Regions from separate parts of the Homo sapiens genome. Here all the other regions are linked to region 1. The links are chromatin contacts, found by Hi-C or POLR2A ChIA-PET in ENCODE. All regions are on one chromosome and are shown on one strand. The core of a region is the stretch at or near the end of the contact, and the rest is flanking DNA. Distances in the headings are between cores, read along the strand shown.

Evidence for each region. A loop is a pair of places that touch in the nucleus more often than their neighbours do. ChIA-PET counts read pairs that join two places held with the same protein, here RNA polymerase II (POLR2A). Pooled maps may share reads with other maps.
Region 2: a loop to region 1 is called in a map of natural killer cell, with 4 times the contacts of the local background. The contact joins two enhancer-like sites. A Hi-C loop is called at or near these places in 1 of 168 maps with a recorded cell type or tissue (natural killer cell). POLR2A ChIA-PET finds 5 or more read pairs at or near these places in 11 of 52 experiments (AG04450, BJ, CD4-positive, alpha-beta T cell and 8 more).
Region 3: a map of endothelial cell of umbilical vein shows a loop between it and region 1 (9-fold over the local background). The contact joins two enhancer-like sites. A Hi-C loop is called at or near these places in 3 of 168 maps with a recorded cell type or tissue (CD4-positive, alpha-beta T cell, endothelial cell of umbilical vein and sigmoid colon) and 2 of 50 pooled maps. POLR2A ChIA-PET finds 5 or more read pairs at or near these places in 6 of 52 experiments (AG04449, AG04450, BJ and 3 more).

The regions. Positions count from the first base shown.
Region 1 is chr11:122,227,727-122,230,699 of GRCh38, reverse strand. The region is part of intron 2 of MIR100HG (mir-100-let-7a-2-mir-125b-1 cluster host gene); the gene reads left to right. Among named protein-coding and RNA genes, the nearest start is that of MIR100, 77 kb to the right of the region's middle. RefSeq lists an enhancer at 21-851. Within about 2 kb of position 1,444, at least 5 of the 41 ENCODE cell types and tissues checked have a DNase peak (open chromatin) inside an H3K27ac peak, as active enhancers do; they include endothelial cell of umbilical vein, where a contact is called at or near this core.
Region 2 is chr11:122,169,481-122,172,453 of GRCh38, reverse strand. All of the region lies in intron 3 of MIR100HG (mir-100-let-7a-2-mir-125b-1 cluster host gene), which reads left to right. Among named protein-coding and RNA genes, the nearest start is that of MIR100, 19 kb to the right of the region's middle. Within about 2 kb of position 1,518, at least 6 of the 41 ENCODE cell types and tissues checked have a DNase peak (open chromatin) inside an H3K27ac peak, as active enhancers do.
Region 3 is chr11:122,187,833-122,190,805 of GRCh38, reverse strand. The region is part of intron 2 of MIR100HG (mir-100-let-7a-2-mir-125b-1 cluster host gene); the gene reads left to right. Among named protein-coding and RNA genes, the nearest start is that of MIR100, 37 kb to the right of the region's middle. Within about 2 kb of position 1,430, at least 11 of the 41 ENCODE cell types and tissues checked have a DNase peak (open chromatin) inside an H3K27ac peak, as active enhancers do; they include endothelial cell of umbilical vein, where a contact is called at or near this core.

The sequences.
Region 1 (2,973 bases), core at 195-2,694:
AATGAATATAGGAAGGAAGGAAGGAAGGAAAGAAGAAGGAAGGAAGTAAATCAGTTTTTGTCTAGAAGGGCCACCACTAATCTAGCCTAGTTAAATATGTCTCTGCTCGGGAGGTTTGCATCTGTTTATGACTAATTTCTCTGTTGCACGCTCGGCACTCCAAGATTTTTGCCAAGACTCAGAGATTCATCCAAAATGGCTGAAGGATGACAGTGTTTGATTGCTCGTCTCTCTCTCTATCCCCGAAGTTAATATGATGCTTATCTGAGTGCAAAGGCACAGACAGGGAGAAATTTAATGCAAATTTAGCCAAGAGTCTAGTGCCACTTCACAAAATATTGATTAGGTGTCTGATTTGCTCTCCCCTGACAATGGCCATAGGAATAAGCCAATGAGGTGGGCTTCGCTCCAGCTCGTCATGGTCATTCGATAAAGCCAGGCAGCCAATGAGGAGCAGCTACCTTTCGATTGGGCGAGAGGCCAGTGAAGGGGGAACCCATCTTAGCAACAGCAGAAAATATCGCACATGCCCTTGCACACAGGCACAAACACAGACACCGCGCCACCCGCCCTGCTGCAGTGAACGGTTGCTGATTACGTCTCCTAAGGCTTTTGTTTTGCCACAGCCCCACTTCCAAAGGACAAGTTTCTGTTCACAGATCACACTGCTTACCTGGTCAGACAGCCCATAATCCCTTTTTAATGGAATGCAGGGGCAACGGTCCTCTCTCTGCCCTCTCCAACACACATGTTATTAACGGCAAACTTTGATCTGCAGGTAAACGGCACAGGCTTTGTTCTTAGAATCCCTTTCATGGATCTGGCCACACCACTGCCCTTCCTGACCCAACATGCGGACTGAGGAGGGGGTGTGGCGTCGGGGGCGAGCCGAGGGGTCAGACTGTTGTTTGTTTTGCTTCTTGTAAAAACTGCAGAAGGGATTTCACCAGGCTGGAGCAGGCTTCCGTGTCATTGTTATTCTTCTTACAGGCTTCCCCTTTCATTGTTCGGTGGCCTCCACACCCAGGGCCCAGGAAAGCTTTCCTGTTTTCAGTGTGACACTTGGCAACGTCTTTCTTAGCCACTGGGTTCCAAACATTTAGCATTCTCATTTGACTCCCCTCCTCTGGTCTCCACTGTGTTTTTATGTTTCCTGTACAGCTGCCCTTGTTCCCCAGATGCCAGGGGATGGGGGCTGTCTGCCCATCCTTGGTTTCCCCAAATTAATCTCTGCCATGGCCTACTTGCCTGGTTTCTATATTCTCCCACCCCCTATCCTGGCTCCAAGGCTATTTTGAGGCCAGTGGTAATGGTAGGTCACTGGGGTGCATTGTGCTTCCCAGCCTCATTTTTTTTTCATCCATGAACTTGGCTTCTTTGCTCTGACGGCTGGTTTCAGCATGAATCTTTGATCCAAGAGCATCTGACCACGGATTAGCTCATCCTGCCAGTAGCTCTCACTCATTTTCCCTGCTGACAGCTATAATTCTGCCTGGGTAGGAAAGCCTATCAGTTAGGACAACCTACACTCTAAAAGGTGTGTGGCTATATTTTAGATGACACAAAATAAAGTTGAGCTGCTACCACAGGAATTTTTTAGACCAAGAAGGAGTGGTGTCTAGGAAATGGTAGCCAGATGTTTTCCATATGCTTGACTACAAAACAAGGGGAAATGGCATGAAATGGAAGCAGGAGAGAATTAAGTCAGACATGAAGAACAACTTTCTGAATATTAGAGTTAACAGAACCTAGAATGTATTACCAAGTGACCATTTGTCATTTCTTTCTGGGCTAGCTACGATCCCCGTCCCCTGGGGTTTGTGTAGGTTAACTCGTTCACAGATGCAGTGATGACCCATGTGGCTGTGTGGTGCGGGCTTTGGAGTCAGACTAGTCTACATTTAAGTCGTAGCTCTGCCACAATCTAATAACGTGTTAGCAAATTTCCTTTTCTTTGAGACAGAGCCTCACACTATCTCCTGGGCTGGAGTGCAGTGGCATGATCTTGGCTCACTGCAACCTCCGCCTCCCAGATTTAAGTGATTTTCCTGCCTCAGCCTCCCAAGTAGCTGGGATTACAGGCGCCCACCACCACACCCAGCTAATTTTTTGTATTTTTAGTAGGGACGGGGTTTTACCATGTTGGCCATGCTGGTCTCGAACTCCTGACCTCGTGATTTGCCCGCCTCGGCCTCCCAAAGTGCTGGGATTACAGGCATGAGCCACCACACCCAGCCCTGTGTTAGCAAATTTCTTAACCTCTCTGGACCTTTTAAAAAATCTGTAAAATGGAAGTCACAATATCAGCCATATAGGTTTAAATAAAATCATTGTATAAAATGCCTAACTTAGGGCTTAGCACGTAGTAAGCCTTCAAAAATGTTGAATCTTCCTCCCAGTTCTAGAATATTCAGAGCTTCAGTCCATCAATAGACCTATGGTATCAGTATTATTCATTCATTAAAAAAATTTTTAGTATCTACTTAGAACTTAGCATTATGAGGTCTACACATGGTTTCTGCCCTTGACAATTTGCGCATTAGGTCAGAAAATAAGCCAAACAAGTTATGAAATGGTACAACTGAGGCAACGCCAAATTAATGCCAACAGAGGCAGTACATGTAATATGAGTGGGATGTCTACCTGGGTTAGAATCATCTGAGAAAACATTACAGGAAAGTTGAGACTTTCCTACTAGAGCCTTAAAGCGTGGCTAGAACTTGGATAGGTTTAAGGGATGGAGGTGGGGAGAAGTTCCAAGTTAAGATAGTAGCATTTGGCAAGCTCTTAAAAGAAGAAATAGGCCTGGTGCTGTGGCTCTTGCCTGTAATCATAGCACTGTGGGAGGCTGAGAGAGGTGGATCGCTTGAGCCCAGGAGTTTGAGACCAGCCTGGGCAATATGTCAAGATCCCAGTCTCTACTAAAAAGAAAAAAAAGAAAAAAAGCCGGGTGTGGTGGCATGCACCTGTAGT
Region 2 (2,973 bases), core at 269-2,768, 58 kb after region 1:
TGGGTTTTTTTGGCTGATGCATGTCAATATTGCTAATGCATAAAATATATCTGTTTGCTATATCACAATTTGCCGTCACACTAAGCCATAAGTTTAAGGAGTGACTGATGTACTGAGCACATTTGTCTTTATAAGAAGTTCTGCTATAAAGACACATGCACACATATGTTTATTGCGGCACTATTCACAATAGCAAAGACTTGGAACCAACCCAAATGTCCAAAAATGGTAGACTGGATTAAGAAAATATGGCACATATACACCATAGAATACTATGCAGCCATAAAAAATGATGAGTTCATGTCCTTTGTAGGGACATGGATGAAATTGGAAATCATCATTCTCAGTAAACTATCGTAAGAACAAAAAACCAAACACTGCATGTTCTCACTCATAGGTGGGAATTGAAGAATGAGAACACGTGGACACAGGAAGGGGAACATCACACTCTGGGGGCTGTTGTGGGGTGGGGGGAGAGGGGAGGGATAGCATTGGGAGATATACCTAATGCGAAATGACGAGTTAATGCGTGCAGCACACCAGCATGGCACATGTATACATATGTAACTAACCTGCACATTATGCACATGTACCCTAAAACTTAAAGTATAATAATAATAAAATAAAAAAAAGAAGTTCCTTGTTGCAGAGGCAGATGAATTTTGTTGAAGAATTTTTAGTCTCCTCTTTCCTCCTTTCCTCATCTCTCCCTGCTCACCTGCCTCCTTTGTGCTTCCTCAACACTTCTACAAGAGAAGTACTTTCTCTTTTCTTTTTTTTTTATTTGAGACGGGATCTTGTTCTTTGCCAGGCTGGAGTGCAATGGCACTATCTCAGCTCACTGCAACCTCTACCTTTCTGGTTCAAGCGATTCCCCTGCCTCAGCCTCCCAAGTAGCTGGGACTACAGGCGTAGGCCCCCACGCACAGCTAATTTTTTATATTTTAGTAGAGATGGGGTTTCACCATGTTGGCCAGGATGGTCTCGATCTGCTGACCTCATGATCCACCTGTTCAGCCTCCCAAAGGGCTGAGATTACAGCCTTGAGGCACCGCACCTGGCTGAGATGTACTTTCTCATTGCCCATGGACAATGCTAGCACACATGCAATTATTTGTGTATCATCCACCTTCCTCGCTAGAGTGGAAATTCCATGCAGACCTGTTTTCTCACTCATATATAATTCATCTGCAAGTCACTGGTGCCAAGCACAATGGTTGGCACAAACTAGTCATTCAGTAGATACTTGTTGAATGAATGCAGGATACAATGAATGGAAGAAGCACACTAGTTTATTTTGCTTCATGTTTGGCTTTGCTGAAACATTTGGATTTTTTTAGTATTATTCACTCATACTGCTTCTCTCTCTTCCTCAGTCAATATTTACTGGGTGTCTTTAGTGTGTCAGGCACTGGACTAAGTGCCAGGATGAGTGAGATGTGGTCCCTTCTCCCATGGAAGGTCCAGAGTGGGCTGCAAGTATCATGTTGGTTCTGAGTCAGTCAGCCATGCTTGGTGAATCACAAACCACTGTGGGTGGAGCCTTGAAGTGGCTCTTTGTGGGAGGATGCAGAGGAGGAAGATATTTTCCTCATTCATGAGGCTCTCACAGTCCATAGGCTAGTGAACAAATAAGTACATGAAATGCATAATATATGCCTAGCAAAAAGAAACAGTGGAGTATAGTACAAATGACTTGGGATACTTTTAGAGATAAAACAATGAGATTTTCTACCTGATGTGAAATCTCCCTGACTTGTTCAGCTAATATGTAATTTATTTAACAACTATTTTTTGTGTACTTCTGTATGCCCGAAAGTATGCCAGGGATGGGCACATGGCAGTGAACAAGAAATGTGTGAGACTGCGTCTAAGGAAGGTGCAGGCCAAGATGTCTAACTCAGAGGTGAAAATGAGAGTGAGTATGAGTGGGAGACATGAGAGTGAGAGAGTAATATGGAAGGAGAGGGACAGTAAGAAAGTCGGAAACCACATCTAAAGGCTCTTAGTACTCTATTTTTTAGGCCCAAAGAATTCTGAAGATGGTGGCTGTCACTTAAGGAATTTTAACTCTCTCCCTTAGAAACTTTTTCAAGGAAAAGCTTGGTATTGTTGAGGTGACAGAACCTGAGTGTCTTAGCCTCTTTGTGCTGCTATGACAGAATACCACAGACTGGGTAGTTTGTAAAAAATTGAAATTTATTTTTCCTATTTCTGGAGGCTGGGAGGTCCAAGATCAAGGTGCTGGTGGGTTCTGTTGTCTGGTGAAGGCTACATCCTCCAGAGGGGTACAGCCTCCTCTGTGTCCCCACATGGCAGAATGATGCGTGAAGTCTCTTTTATAAGGGCCTTAACCCCATTCATGAGAGAGGACCCTTCATGGTCTAACCACCTCTTAAAGGCCCTACCTCTTAATACTACCATATTGGCAACACCTGAATTTTGGAGAGGACACATTCAAACCATAGCGGTGAGTTTACTAGAATTATGACAAATGTTTAAATAGCATCAGCAATCTAGGTTATTGGTAGACTAGCTTATTTCCAGATGTCTTGTTTAACCGTGACCTAAGATTTCCAGTGAATTTTAGAGTTTAGCCCCACCGTCTCTACTATCCATACTCTATTAACCTTTTTTTTAAAGTCTGTTCCCACTTTTAAAATAGCTAGAAGCATCCAATCTTGTGTTCATTTAGTGCATATTTGGTACTTGCTGTGTGTTAGACAGGGTTCTAGACCCTAGTAATTCATTAGCCCAAAATCACTACCCTGTGTTAGCATCAATAATTTTGGCCTTCCCTTATAAGATACATTTCAATGTGTCTCTGAGTCTTTAGACTCCAGCTTTTGATAAAAGGACTTATAATAAGGTTTGTGATTTGCTTTTAATTTCTAAAAGAATATGGAGCACAGTTGAATAACATAGAAACTCTAGAATTAAAACAATTTGAGATTTTCAAGGGCATGGCCCTTT
Region 3 (2,973 bases), core at 181-2,680, 40 kb after region 1:
AATCCTTCCCTGTCCTTCAACCTTTCCATGGCTCTGTAATTGTGAGCCGTATCTTTCATAGGACGTTTCCCATAGGTGCTAAGATCATATTTTCTCTCCATATAGGTTCTCCAAAGTATCTTTTTTTTTCTACCCACAAAAATAGACAGGGAGTCAGGCAATGGGATCAACTCTATTCATCATACATATCATTTTATACCTCTCCAAGGAAGCTTTTCTTGATCAATTTTCTTCTCTAATCACTGCTTCTCCCAGCATTTCTTCTGAATCTATTTAATGCGTAGGATATTATTTTACCTATGGTGTCACAATACTTTGCAACTGATCTTAGTTTATTCATCTGTGTGTTTTCTCTGTCAACTAGAATTTAAAGTTCATTGGAGGCAGGTACAATATATTTAATTTTTTCATACTATCTTCAAAGTCTTACATGCAGTAAGACTTGTACAGAGTTTTATACATAGTGGGCATTTGCTTATTTGAATTAAAAATAATCTACGTGGAATGAATGTCAGGACATCTACTCATCTCCTAGGTTTTCTATCGATATGACTGGAACGTGAACATTGGAGTCCTCCTGACCTGAGCTCAAATCCTAGGCCAAAAACATCAGTAATCTTTGTGCTCTTAATCAAGCTACTCTTCTTCTCTGAGTTTCCATTTTCTCATATCCACAATGGAGATCTTGTATCTACCTTTTCCTAAAAGACTGTATGAGGAATAGTTAGAAGTTTAAGTTCTGATGTCAGACAGTTCTGATTTGAAAGCCCTCTCTGCTACTTGCTACCTCATATTGAAAAAATTGGTTAACCTCTGATGAGCCTCATTTTCCTCATCTGTGAGTTAGGATCCATAATAGGATTTATGTCATGAACTTGTTTGGATTAAATGAAATAATGCAAGGAAAACTTAGAATGGTACCTGATACCTAGCAAGCATTCAATTAATGTTAACTGCTGCTGTTGAAGAGTACCTAGAATACCTGATGCTGGTGGGCTCAAATAAACCATAGTTCTTTCTCCTACTAATTCCCATCTTTAAATCCATTGCCATGGCAGATGCACTTTGCAAATCTGTTGGCTAAATGCGTAACTTTCATTGCAGGAATGGCATTCTGCCTGTTTTGCCTATCTTAAATGGCACAAAATTCTTCTGAAGGAAAAGACTTTCTCAGGAAGATAATCCATATCTGGATTGAAAAGAGCTTATGTTTTTAAAGTGTGGGTTGGAGACATTTTTTAATTGAACGCAGCCATTTTTTATCATGTTGATTTCCTCAGGATATGAATCAGAGAGAAAGAACTGAAGTCTTGTCTCAGGAAGAAAGAGGGCAGGCAGAGGATTTTTCACTGGTAAGGCAACTTGCACACTTGTCCTTTTCATAGTGAGTCATGATCTATGATACATTTCATAGCAATGTCTATGAGTTTCCAATTCTGGAATTAGACATGCCAGCCAAATAAGGGAGGGAGAAGAGAATAGACTTTTAATCCACCTCATTGCCATTCAGAGTTCTAGAAGCGGAGCTTCAAGAAAAGGAGTATTCTAGCACCCACTTTTAGTCTTATCTTTAAACACATTGAGAAAGAGAATTAGCTAATTACTTTCCAAATGCTTCCAGCAGAGCAATTCCACGGGGTTTTTTTTCCCCCAATAACTAGCTCTAGTGTTCCAGAAAAATCAGTCTCCCTAATCTCTTTCCAAATCTTTTTTTTTTTTTTTCCTCTATGACTTGAGGCTAACTTTTCTTTTTCTTTGTTTTCATACTGGCTGACCTAAGCTCTTCTTAAAATGACGCCATGAATTTTTTAAAGTTATTAGGCCTACCTTCCCTAGTTTTTTTTTTTCTAATGAAGGAAACTTAACTCTCTTTAAAAGCTCTCTTATATCCAATTTTTTTACACTTCAAGTCACTTTGGACTGATGTTCTAAGGATGTTTCCCAGCTATTCTAGTAATGAATAAAAAACACCAATGGTTTGTTACCATTGGTCCTTCACATCCATGGATTTCACATCTGGGGATTCAATTAACTCTGGATCAAAAACATTTGGAAAAAAAAAGGATTGTTGTGTCTGTACTGCACACCTACAGATTATTTTCTTGTAATTCCCTAAACAATAAAATATAACAATTATTCACATAGTATTTACATTTTATTAGATATCATATGTAATCTAGAGATGATTTAAAGTATACAGGAGGATGTGCATAGGTTACATGCAAATACTAGACATTTTATATAAAGGACTTGAGCATCTGCAGATTTTGGTATTGGCAGGGGATCCTGGAACCAATTCTTCATGGATGCCACGTGATGACAGTATATGCACTTGGGTATCCCCAGGACTTGGTGCTACTCAGAGTATATTATAGGTGCTTAAAATGGTGACTGAATAAATATGACCTTATATTTCTATAGCTTTTAATGCTTTATGGAAAACTTCAATTTCCTTAAAAAGTCCTGTCTGCAGTTGTCTTATTTTCACCTTTTCCACCACCCAAAATAACCTTACCTTTGGTTATAAAGTCAGTAAGTTTTACAGTGGAGACCAGAACTTGGTCTCCAGTTCCCAGCCACACAAGTTTATTGCCTTAACCTGAACATTTGCTAAAGTGGTGGTGCTAGTGTTTTGAAAAATGTAGACCTCCCAAACTCAACCTTGTACTCATATAATGAAGAGAATAACAAGAGTGCAGACCAGTTCTACTATGTCTTTGTTTTGGGAATATATCTGAACATCATGTTATTTTTAAATTGTAAAATGTGACTTGTTCATACTTAGCTTTTATTCTTCTCTGAGCTTGAGCTCCAATTCTCACTGCCTTTTCTACAAGCTCATCATTTTTTCACATGGTATCTCTACATTGTGTTATGGTATGAAATATTAATAGCCCACAATAGGGCACTTTTAATCTCTTCAACACCAAGATATAGGACATCTTGGTGCCTTGATTAAATAGTGCGTGGTCA